Regions from separate parts of the Mus musculus genome. Here region 1 is linked to region 2. The links are chromatin loops, found by intact Hi-C in ENCODE. Cell type or tissue: gastrocnemius. All regions are shown on one strand. Each heading gives the region's core, and the rest is flanking DNA. Links, peaks and the distances in the headings are about the cores only.

Region 1 (5,386 bases), core at 216-5,215, 460 kb after region 2:
GACTCACCCCCAAGGCGCTTTCAGCCTATGAGCTACAGCTCTCGGTTCCTTCCACGCCCACCTCAGAAGTTCGGCTCTGTTTTTCAGGCCAAAAGTCACCGCTCTGAGGGAAAATTTCTTCATTCAAGAATTTTTAGAATATCGATTTATTTTTAGTTCCTTAAAATTGATGGACAACCTCATTTCTACCATCACAGTGTCAACAAATCAGAGTGCTTGCCTCCAATGAAACCAATCCTGATGGTATAGTTGCATCTTCCCCTAGGGACTATCCCCAAATCTCATCCTCACACACGTGTTCTTTAAAGGACTTCCATCCTGCTCTGGGCATTCCTTAGCTGACTGTAGTTTTTTTGTCTAGAGCTAGGATGCCATGAAATTTTCCCTTTTCCATGCTAGCATGTCCATTGGTATCATTCTTGTTTGGGTCTTGTTTAAGGATGAACCCTAACCTCAGTTGGTTATTCATTATTGAGTAGTTAGCCCTGAAATCATATACATACACATAATAGTACATTGATTGAGCAGGCTGTATTTATATTTAGGAAGATATGTGTGTGTGTGTGCGTGTGTGTGTGTGTGTGTGTGTGTGTGTGTGTGAACAATTAAAAAGATGAATTTGAGGCACAGCAAGGGAAATGCATGTGAGGGGATTAGAGAGAGGAAAGGGGGGAAATGATGTAATTATGTTTTAATTTTTTAAAAAAGCAAAATAATTATTAGTATTTTTTTAAAAAGATGGCCAGTTCTCCATGTTTGCTTCCATATGTGTGTGTGACAAGTATTTGGTTGTAATACCTATTACACAATAACATTTTCTTTTTTAAATGCACTCTCGGGTGAGGTATATTAGAAAATTTGGGAGGGAAATGTATACTTAAGAAAAATCTATGTTTATATTGGCCAGTTGATAAAGAATAACAATGTGTTACACACTGCTTACCACAACTTATAATTTTACTCAATATACTTCCAAACACTGACACCATTGCATACACTAGCAAGATTTTGCTAAAAGGACACAGATATGGCTGTCTCTTGTGAGACTATGCTGGGGCCTGGCAAACACAGAAGTGGATGCTCACAGTCAGCTACTGGATGGATCACAGGGCCCCCAATGGAGGAGCTAGAGAAAGTACCCAAGGAACTAAAGGGAACTGCAACCCTATAGGTGGAACAACAATATGAACTAACCAGTACCCCCCGAAGCCATGTCTCTAGCTGCATATGTATCAGAAGATGGCCTAGTCGGCCATCAGTGAAAAGAGAGGCCCATTGGTTGTGCAAACTTTATATGCCTCAGTACAGGGGAATGCCAGGGCCAAGAAGTGGGAGTGAGTGGGTAGGGGAGTGGGTGGGGGAGCGTGTGGGGGACTTTTGGGATAGCATTGGAAATGTAATTGAAATAAATACCCAATAAAAAATATGGAAAAAAAAGAATTCCTTAGTTAGTTTTATAGGCAGAAGTCAAGCTTGGACCTTGTGCATTTCATGGTACTGTGTTTGAATGTTTCCAAGAACTTTGAAAAGTCATCCCTGCATGTGTCTGTCATTCATAAGACAAAATTCCCCTGGGTAATTAATGAATGACAGCTTTGTGATGGCTGCTGCTGCAGGTCTCAGGAAACGCAGTGAGTGGCCACAGAATGGACTTCGAATTTACCATAATGCCTTAGATTACCAGCAGTCCCACTTGGGCAGGGCTGAAGAATGATGCGCTGCAGGCACCAAGAAGTCTGTCCTGGAGGGACCCAGGAAGAATGTTGTCCCTTCCCTCTCATGTGACCAGCTTTGGCGTCGCTGAATCCATTGGATCCAACTGTCCATTCACACGGATACTACCACACAAAGGAGCACATCCATGTGTGTTCACAGATGCAATCAAATGCTTCAGAGCACAAAAAGATGTGAGTAAATCATACTCTACCAGGCCAGCAGAATTAGTGGAAAGACTCAGATCCTGTAAAACACTGAATGAGGTCCAAGGCAGTGTGGTTAGTGTACAATGAGCAGAGGGCATTGTGACACGGAAATGCTCATTCATATACTCCATTATGGACAACTTCCTCTTTCAGGCTAATATAAATTTAGTAAAGTCAATGGGTGAGTGCTTAAGTGGTTGTCCTTTATAAATTTCAGGAAAAGTATATTTTCTTACAAATTGCATAATACATCATGTGTATGTTGGTGGGGAGAGCAGAGGCGAGCATGGAGGAAGTGGGCTGAAAACCCATGTTTATCTGTAATAGCTTATTAACTCTGGTATTTTCAGGTGTCATTCTTGCGCAGAAGAAATATCTCATTTTTCCTCCATTACCCCTTTGAAAGAATTCTTTCATGTATTAGAATATTTACTTATTTATTTATCATGTGAAACTAAGCAACTTGGGTGGCATTCCCTGGGATAGCATCCAGGTTTTTAATTTAACATAGATGCCAACATCTGATACACATGTGCAGGGTTTAACAAGCATGATTAATCAGCAAGCCCTCATAGCTTATGCGTGTCCTTTTCACCCAAAGCATGTCCCAGGCTCTTAAACTTCTTGAGAAGAGCCATACTACTGAATCCAACTACCCATCCCATTACTGATACCACACAAATGAGCACATACATATGTGTAATTGCAAATATACTTATATTAATATATCTAATATCTGATATATACACATATGCGCATACACACACACACACACATACACATATGCATTCCTTCAAATAATTAGTATATCCACAAACCAAAACCAAATAGAGTTCAGAGTATAAATATAGTTGAAACAAAATTGCTATTAGTAAATACAACCCACCTATGTGAATCCACACAAGGGCATGACAATACATGAAAAACATTTCAGAACCTTAAGATAAAAATCCCTATCATATGGGAAGAACCGTGAATCCTCACCACAGACCATCAACGGTGTTATTGTTACTCTATATGAATTCAATCACAAACTCAATATTTACACTAAGCCATGTAACTAATATTTTTTAGACCTAAATTATAGTATCTGCATATTTTATAAGACTTGAAGGCCTAAACCGCCCAAAGGGGCTGACCAACACAAACAAAAGCAATTTTTCTCTCAGAAGAAAATCCTCCTCCACATGCCTGAAACAGACTTTTATTTACTCTAGAGAAAGCTTTCCGCTGCAAAGTTGTAAACAGGCTCCGGCCCACTTTCAGTTTAGTCTGAAGCCACCCTTTCGCTAGCAGGTGGTGGCTTTGCTGAATCTTTTTCTCAATCTTCCTGTCTCGGCTTCTCAACTGGAGCCATGTTCCTTGCATGATGCATTTGGCCCAGACACAACGGAAATACTAACCTCCTGTACATGCCCAGTAAGGAAACAAGAAAACAAACCAACAAAGAACCCTTTGGAGTCCATGGCCTACATTCTCCTCGTGCTACTCACGTCTATTTAAAGTCAGCACGAAACACTCCAGATGGAAGAGCCTAGTGTCTATCCCGTGAGCCCCACGTAACTCTAAAGCTATGCCCAATCAAGAAGATGCCTGCCTGGAGACATCGCAGTCGCAGTCTGGGAGATCTGCATCCACACTGCTGTCCTCTGCCATCCTCGGGCCATGCAAGTCCTCTGCCACCACCATGAAGCTGTCACTTGTAGAAGTCCGGCTCTGCAGAGCGAAAGGCTCAGTCCTTCCTGGATGAGGAGAGAGTCTCTCCCCTTATCTAGGCCAGAAGTATGAAAATGCTCTTGGTGGACAAATGGTGCTGGTTGTCTGTCTGTTAACATGACACTGGGCAGTCACAAGTGGTCATGCTTCTAAATAAAACCCACACTCATGAGCATGTGCCAGGCTTGATCTCCTGGAATGTAGGCCACGAGGGTAAGAAGGGTAATCTGCCAGCAAGAGCAGGTTACGGCTCAAAAGAAAGGGTTCCTGAGACAGCCACGGCTGCAGGCACAGACGCTCAGCTTTTTTCTGTGTGCTGCTGGCTACAACAGCAGTGCTCCTTGGAAAAGACAAAGCAGTTGTGTGCAAAAGTACCAGCACAACTCCCACAAACACAGCAGATTGCAGCAGCAAACAGAAGCAGATACAAACACTGCAGATCGCAGCAGCAAACAGAAGGAGATACAAACACTGCAGATCGCAGCAGCAAACAGAAGCAGATACAAACACTGCAGATCGCAGCAGCAAACAGAAACAGATTCTTCCTCTCTCCCGGTCAGTCGGCCAGCACAGTGGTATGAGTAAGAGGAGGTTAAGGGGTTGCTGGGGGAGAAGGGCTGGATACTCTGTGGAAAATCATCTGACATCCCCTTTGTAACAGACTATTTGAACATGGGAAACAATGAAGAAATATTCACCTCCACTTATAGGACCTTTGTCCTTTGTCCATTTAAAAATAATGATGAGAGGTAGTCAAAAATAACATTATTTCAAGACATTTTTTTAAGTTGCTTTGTTTGACAGGATTTCAGAAAATTTTATTCTGTGAATTTGGGGAAGTTTCAAAATTTTTTTTGCAAAAACATATAGCAACAGATATGAAAACTATACAAAGGCTGGCGACATAGCTTGGTTGGCAGAGTACTTTCTTAGTGTATGTAAAACCTTGAGTTTGGTTCTCAGCAGTGCATAAATAGAACATGTGGTTATGTGTCTATCATCTCAGCACTGAGGAAGGTGGAGGCAGGAGGATCAGAAGTTCAAGATCACTCTTGATGACATATGGGATTCAAAGGTAGCCTGGACTAAATGAGTCCCTGTCTCAGAAAGAAAAAAGAAACAGTCTAGGCCAGTGAGATGGTTTAGCAGGTGAGGCCAGCTACCATCCCTTTGACGGTCTGAGTTCCATTTCTGAAAGAAGAGAACTCACTCTTGTAAGTGCTTCTCTGAGTTTGACATGTATGTTGTGGCATTCCCCTGCATCCACGCTACCCAAAATATATAAGTAAAAAAATATAGAATTGATTTTAAAAATTCTTAAAATATGAACCAAGTTCTGCTCTATTTGGTGAATCAACATTTTTGCTGGAAAGGGGCAGAGCCATGAACGGGACTGAAGGACAAAAATGAATACCGCTGGCAGTTGTAGCTGAAGACAGGTGTGGAGGAAGTTCATCTAGCCCGAGCGCAGTAAACAAGGAGCAGAAAGCAAATGTGATAGCCAAGCAGCTTGAGAGGGAGTAAATCCAGCGTGGTCTCACACTTGCTCTTCATGTCCAGAGCAAGCGGACAATAGACCTATGATCTGCTCTAATTCTAAAGGCGGGACTCAGAAACGGACACTTCATCTATACAAAAGTTTTCCACTGGATTCATTGACATGATGAGATTTTCAGTGGTGGGCACAGAGGAACACTTTAGAGACTACAGTGTAAAGCACCCGTGCCTTACTGACATACAGCTAGCTG
Region 2 (5,386 bases), core at 87-5,086:
GATGTGTGTGCTGGCCCTCTCTCATTATTGATAAGGACATAGCAGACGACACGCTCTCAATGATAGATTAGATGCTTTTTTTTGTTTTTTGTTTTGTTTGTTTGTTTGTTTTTTTCGAGACAGGGTTTCTCTGTATAGCCCTGGTTGTCCTGGAACTCACTTTGTAGATCAGGCTGGCTTCGAACTCAGAAACCTGCCTGTCTCTGCCTCCCAAGTGCTGGGATTAAAGGTGTGCACCACCACGTCCGGCCTTTTCTTCTTTGTTGCTTATTATCCAGTCAGTCTAATACTGTTGAATACAGTCTAATTAGGTAATTTTTTCCCTCAAAGGAGAGTTTTTGCCCCACGAAAAGCACAGAATATTTTAAAACAATGTTTTGGTCTTGGCAGATCTATATCTATGTCTATATCTAATATATATCTATATATGTATATATGTATAAATATGCATATATTTATATACACATATACATATATATTAATCTGTAGTGAAGTCATGAAGAAGCTAAACTGCAGAACGACTCCTAGTACAGCACACACTTCCATGTTGGGTGCAGTTCTGTGGATTCTCAGAGACTGTAGCAGAGGTCTCTGTCATGGAGGCTTGACTTGGACCCCTGAATTTGAATACTGGCTCTAGCCAGAGTGTGTTCGCAATCTCAGCATCTCACGGTCTCCTTGCCAGTCAGTAGCACCTGGCTCTGTGTGTTGTAGAAAGTGCTTTGTCCCGACACGCCAGACACCTGCACTCATTTGGAAGACTTTGGCTGGTGTTTTCACTCTTTTTCACCTAAGAAAGCATGGTCTAGAAGGGGGCATCACAACTGTCCCTTAAGGACACACAGCCTCATACACATCTTTATATTACAAACGTGCGTTTTAAAAGAAAAGGGCGTAGAAGACCAGGGAGAAGGCTCAGTTGATAAGACTGCTTGTTCTGTAAGCATGAGGAGTTGAGTTTGAATCTTTAGCATGCTGGGCGTGGCTATGTGTGCCTGCAATCCCAGCAAACCTACACACTCTCTCTATTTCTCTCTGTCTCTCTCTCTCTGTCTTTGTCTTTCTGACTCTGTCCCTGTTTCTGTCTCTCTCTGTCTCTGTCTCTCTCTTTGTGTGTGTGTGTGTGTGTGTGTGTGTGTGTGTGTGTGTGTGTGTGTGAGTGTGTCTGTGCACTCGCATTCGATAGGTGGATCCCAAGAGCTCACTGCCCAACTATCCCAGCCAGCTTCCAGTTCACTGAGATACCTATCTCAAGGAAACGATGTGGAGAGCAACAGAGAAGCACAGCAGTGTCTTGCTTTGGGCTCTGCAGTCATGTACCCACTTACTTCTGTGTGCCTGTACACTCATCTGTAATCCCTTCACAACAAAGAAATAATGTACACTTGCTTCCGAATCTGAGGGGTGTTCTATTTTGGGAACCCCTGCCCTAGGTAATTTTCTTCTCTGGATTGTGCACCACTGATTCTAACAGGTAGCTAATGCTGCTTGAAAGCATGATTCATCCATCCTGGCAAGTAACAGAGGGATTCAATTAATTTAGAGGAAAAAAAACCACTTGGCTTTTAAAATGTTTGAACTATTCAAAACATTTTGTTGACTCACTTACCTTTCACAGGAAATCATAATAAGAACAATAAAGCGAGGGCCTTCTCTGACATGCTTGGCCTATGTGATTATTCCTTCTATAAATGAGTTTTATCAAGTTTAACGTTCGCTAATTTGAAATAAAACATTTCAGATCACAACTAAAATACATCCTACACTATGTAGTTTGGGGGAGTTAAATTCAGACACATTTGTGTATTTGAATTGTTTTGGGGCCAAACTCACCAGGGTATAGAAAACTGAAGACAATCAAGACAACTTATTATAAAGAATGTGTAGATCAGTCATGAGACATTTGGTATCTTTTCTCCTCTCAGCCAATTCTGAGATGCTTTTCTTACCCAGCATGCACTAATGTTCATGTATAGGGATCGAGACAGTGGCCAGAGTCTTTTTTGGTCTTTTGCCTGATACCATTCTTACTTCCACAGAAGCATTCTTTCTCAGATTTATAGAATAGGGAAAAAAGAAAAAAAGAAAAACTAAGACATTAAAACAACAACCCAGCATTTAAAACACATGTTACATAGAACACAACAGATTTTATGAGCTATTAAAATTCCAAAAGGTCTGAAAAAATTAGAGGTCTGTGGATCAGAGGTAATGTGTTTGCTTAGCACATCAAAGTTTTGGGTTTATCCCTAGTACCAAAAAGGAAAATAAATTTAAAATGCTTTTTATCTCATATTATTGCTTCAGCGTGTTTGTCTCTGAGTTAAAAAAAAAAAAGAAAGAATAACAAACAAAATAAGTTTTTAAAAAGCCAGTCATGTTGGCTTACGCCTGTAAGTTTAGCACTTGGAAGACCGAGGCAGGGGGAATCCTGAGAGTTTAAGGCCAGTCTGAAATGCAGAGTGAGACCTTGTCTCAACAAAACAAAACACCAGATTAAAGCCCCAAAGCAAACAGGACTTGTAAATCACGGCAGGAAATGCCAAGCAGTTTATAGAAGGCTCATACACCTGAAGGCTTTCAGAGTCAGCTCAGGCTAAGCTGTTCAGGTTTCCAAAATCAGGAACCCCATTCATTAATCAGTGACAAGAACTGCTGAGCCACGGACTTAGCTGGTTGAGTCAATGAGTGAAAGAGAAACTCTGAGAAGCGCTCACATTAGAAACACCCTTATGCCCCTTCTTAGCTAGTTTTCAGCGAGGAAAATCTGTGTGCAGAAAGAACGCTCCCTTATTTTATTTTTTCCAAGTCAACATGTTCGTCTAGACTTCGAGCTTTATTGCAAGGAAAGAGAAAGTGGGTTGGATCACTTTTTTTTTTTTTTTTCAGCCAGAGGCTTGTCCTTCTGCAAACATCTATCTGTAGGCAAACGCTGAGAAAGTTGGAAGCAGACCTGGCTGGAGAGAGAGAGGAAGGCCACCCCCTCCCCTATTATCCGGAGCAGAGTTTCCAATCCCAGTCAAGTGGTGGTGCTAGCTCTTTGCTTCTGAGTCTCTGCATTTCCTAATTTCATGGTCATAACAGCCTCGGAACGGATTCTACCAAAACCGAAAACACAAGGCTCCCTGCTCAGCAGCCTTGTGATGCCAGGAGAGGCCAATGCCCCCTCCTCTGCCATTGTCTAGCTTAAGAAGGCAGTCTCTGGGCGACATTCTTCTCAAGCAGGTACTTCTATTTCTCTCCATTTCTTTACAGTTCCCCCCCCCCCCCCTTGGCTATAGTGTGCTACTGTGTGCAATCAGGCTGGAGTCTCAAGAGTTCACTTCTGTGAAAATATGTTCATTTTTCTCTCGCTCATTGCTCCAGGGATATTTTATAAAGTTTCTGGCAAACGTTATCATGTTAAAGCTGACCTTGGTCCCATGGAAATTCACTCCGGGGAAGCTACATTCAGCTGAGTCAGACACAGTTATCTGTTCTTGGTGCAGCACTGGCAGGCTCTCTCTCTGCCTGCCTCAGATCGCGTCAATTTATTGGTCCCAGGTCGAGCTGTGGGGGATTCTGTATGGTTGAAACGTGCGCGAGTTTAAAAAAGTTCCTGCTCCGACTTCACTTTGTACTTGTCTCAACGCGACCACGTTTCTTAATCTTCGGTGCTGTGACTTATGTGAGCTGGATCTAAGGCGACTGGAATAAGCCATCATTTGCATCATTTGTTTCCTGAAGGCAGACGAGTTTTCTGAAAAGCTACGCAATCTAGTAACGCATCTTGTCTTGAAGTTGCCTCACAATTGTAGGCGAGTTCTGAGTCCTGTGGGCTTGGGCTTGGTTCTCTCTAACCTGAAAATAACCACGGGTGACTGCTTTTTTTTTTTTTTAAGGCAGGGTGGTGTGTATATTAAGGACAGTGCCATACAGTGTGTGCCACTCGCCAGTGACGTGGTAGTTACAAAAGGCAGAAAAGGATACTTTCATTTTGGCCACAGGAAAGCCACCCGTTTCCTGTAGTGGAAAGTCTCATGCTTGACCAAGAAGTTGCCAGTGTTTGTTCTCTCTGACTTGCCCAGAAAAGTCTAGCTAGTTAAAATTTATTTTAAGTTTTTTTTTTAACCCTAATATAAGGGTTGGGTTTTTATTAAGATGATGTTCAATCGGGACATGAAGTACCACTTAATGTCAGATGTTTGAAAATTACCTTCTTGGGCCAGATCTAGTAGATTTACAGAGCACCCCCAGCCACAAGGTTGATGGGAAATGTATTTGGTTTTGAATTTGAAATAATATATTCAGAGAGGGCTGATGTTGGAGTACCAATTAAAAGTATTTGAACTTTTTAAAAAGTCAGTAGGGTGGGAACCTCTGTGTTCTTGGGGTCAGCATCTATCTGTATTCAGTAAAATTCTTTCTTGTTTCGCAAGAAAAAAAAGGCAAATGTTTGCCCTTGTTTTATAAACATCCCAAAAAGGCCCGTTCTAGACCCTGTCTGGATATAAAGCTGTAGAGGCTGGACCCAGTCTTGCAGTGATTGGTGGATTTTTGTCATAGAAATTAGAAGTAACACTGACATAGAGATGAGAGACAAACACACAGGAAAATTGGCAAAATATTGAATGTGAGTGCCAGGGTTATGTTCATGAGTGGGAGGTGCTGTCTTGACACTTGAAGGGAGTTGTTCAGTTCTGTTGCTCAAGGCAGTAAAGGCCCCAGAGCATTAGCTTTGCTGCAATGACAAAGTCAGGCAGCTGTCCTTTCCTTCAGTGACCCCTGACTTTCATTCAGTTTAGGACTTGGAACCATCTGCCTCCTATCATGCTCAGACACATACATTCCTAAGCCTACAGTGCCCTCTGCACCTTCTTCCATGGGTAAGAAGGCGCATCTCTGCCCCGTCTCAGTATGTCTCTGTATTTTGGTCCAGTTGGTCAGAATGCCTGCTTGAGATGAGGCCATGATTGAGCTGCAGTTTGGTCCATGGGTCCAGGGAGGCTGTAGAGAAAAACAGACGAGAGAGAAGGACCACTGTGCTTCTGCTCTGCTAAAGCACAGAGGAGGCGCGGTCCTGTCCACCCACCTCTGCCTGAGCTGGCTGGCTGTTGTTTGCTGAGAAAGAAATACCACCTATGAACCCCTGCCAAGGGCCTAACAAAGTGTTAATTTGTTTGTGTGTGTGTGTGTGTTGTGTGTATGTACACACACATGATGTATGTGTGTAGCGGCATTGTGTGTTCCACAGTGAATATGTGGAGTTCAGAGGACATTTTGTGGGATCACTTCTCTCCTATCTTCTCACGGACTCTGGGAATTAAGTTAGGTGACCAGGCTTGCCCAGCGAGTGCTTTACCACTAAGCCGTCTCGCTGGATACCCAGATGCTCTTTTTAAAGGTT

The links. Peaks named below come from ENCODE experiments on the same cell type or tissue, not always from the same donor. Only the 100,000 strongest peaks of a DNase experiment are listed, where the experiment ranks them.
Region 1: a loop joins it to region 2, with 4 times the contacts of the local background. A loop is called at or near these places in 2 of 42 quality-filtered maps.

What each region holds. Positions count from the first base shown.
Region 1 is chr10:5,065,288-5,070,673 of GRCm38, forward strand. All of the region lies in intron 129 of Syne1 (spectrin repeat containing, nuclear envelope 1), which reads right to left. Among named protein-coding and RNA genes, the nearest start is that of Gm51757, 260 kb to the right of the region's middle. In gastrocnemius, for the core only: no CTCF peak of the experiment used is centred there; no DNase peak of the experiment used is centred there; H3K4me3 peaks cover 3,702 bases; H3K27ac peaks cover 3,712 bases.
Region 2 is chr10:4,608,931-4,614,316 of GRCm38, forward strand. It overlaps a transcript of Esr1 not described here. Among named protein-coding and RNA genes, the nearest start is that of Esr1, 99 kb to the right of the region's middle. In gastrocnemius, for the core only: a CTCF peak has its summit at 3,021; no DNase peak of the experiment used is centred there; H3K4me3 peaks cover 1,995 bases; H3K27ac peaks cover 1,903 bases.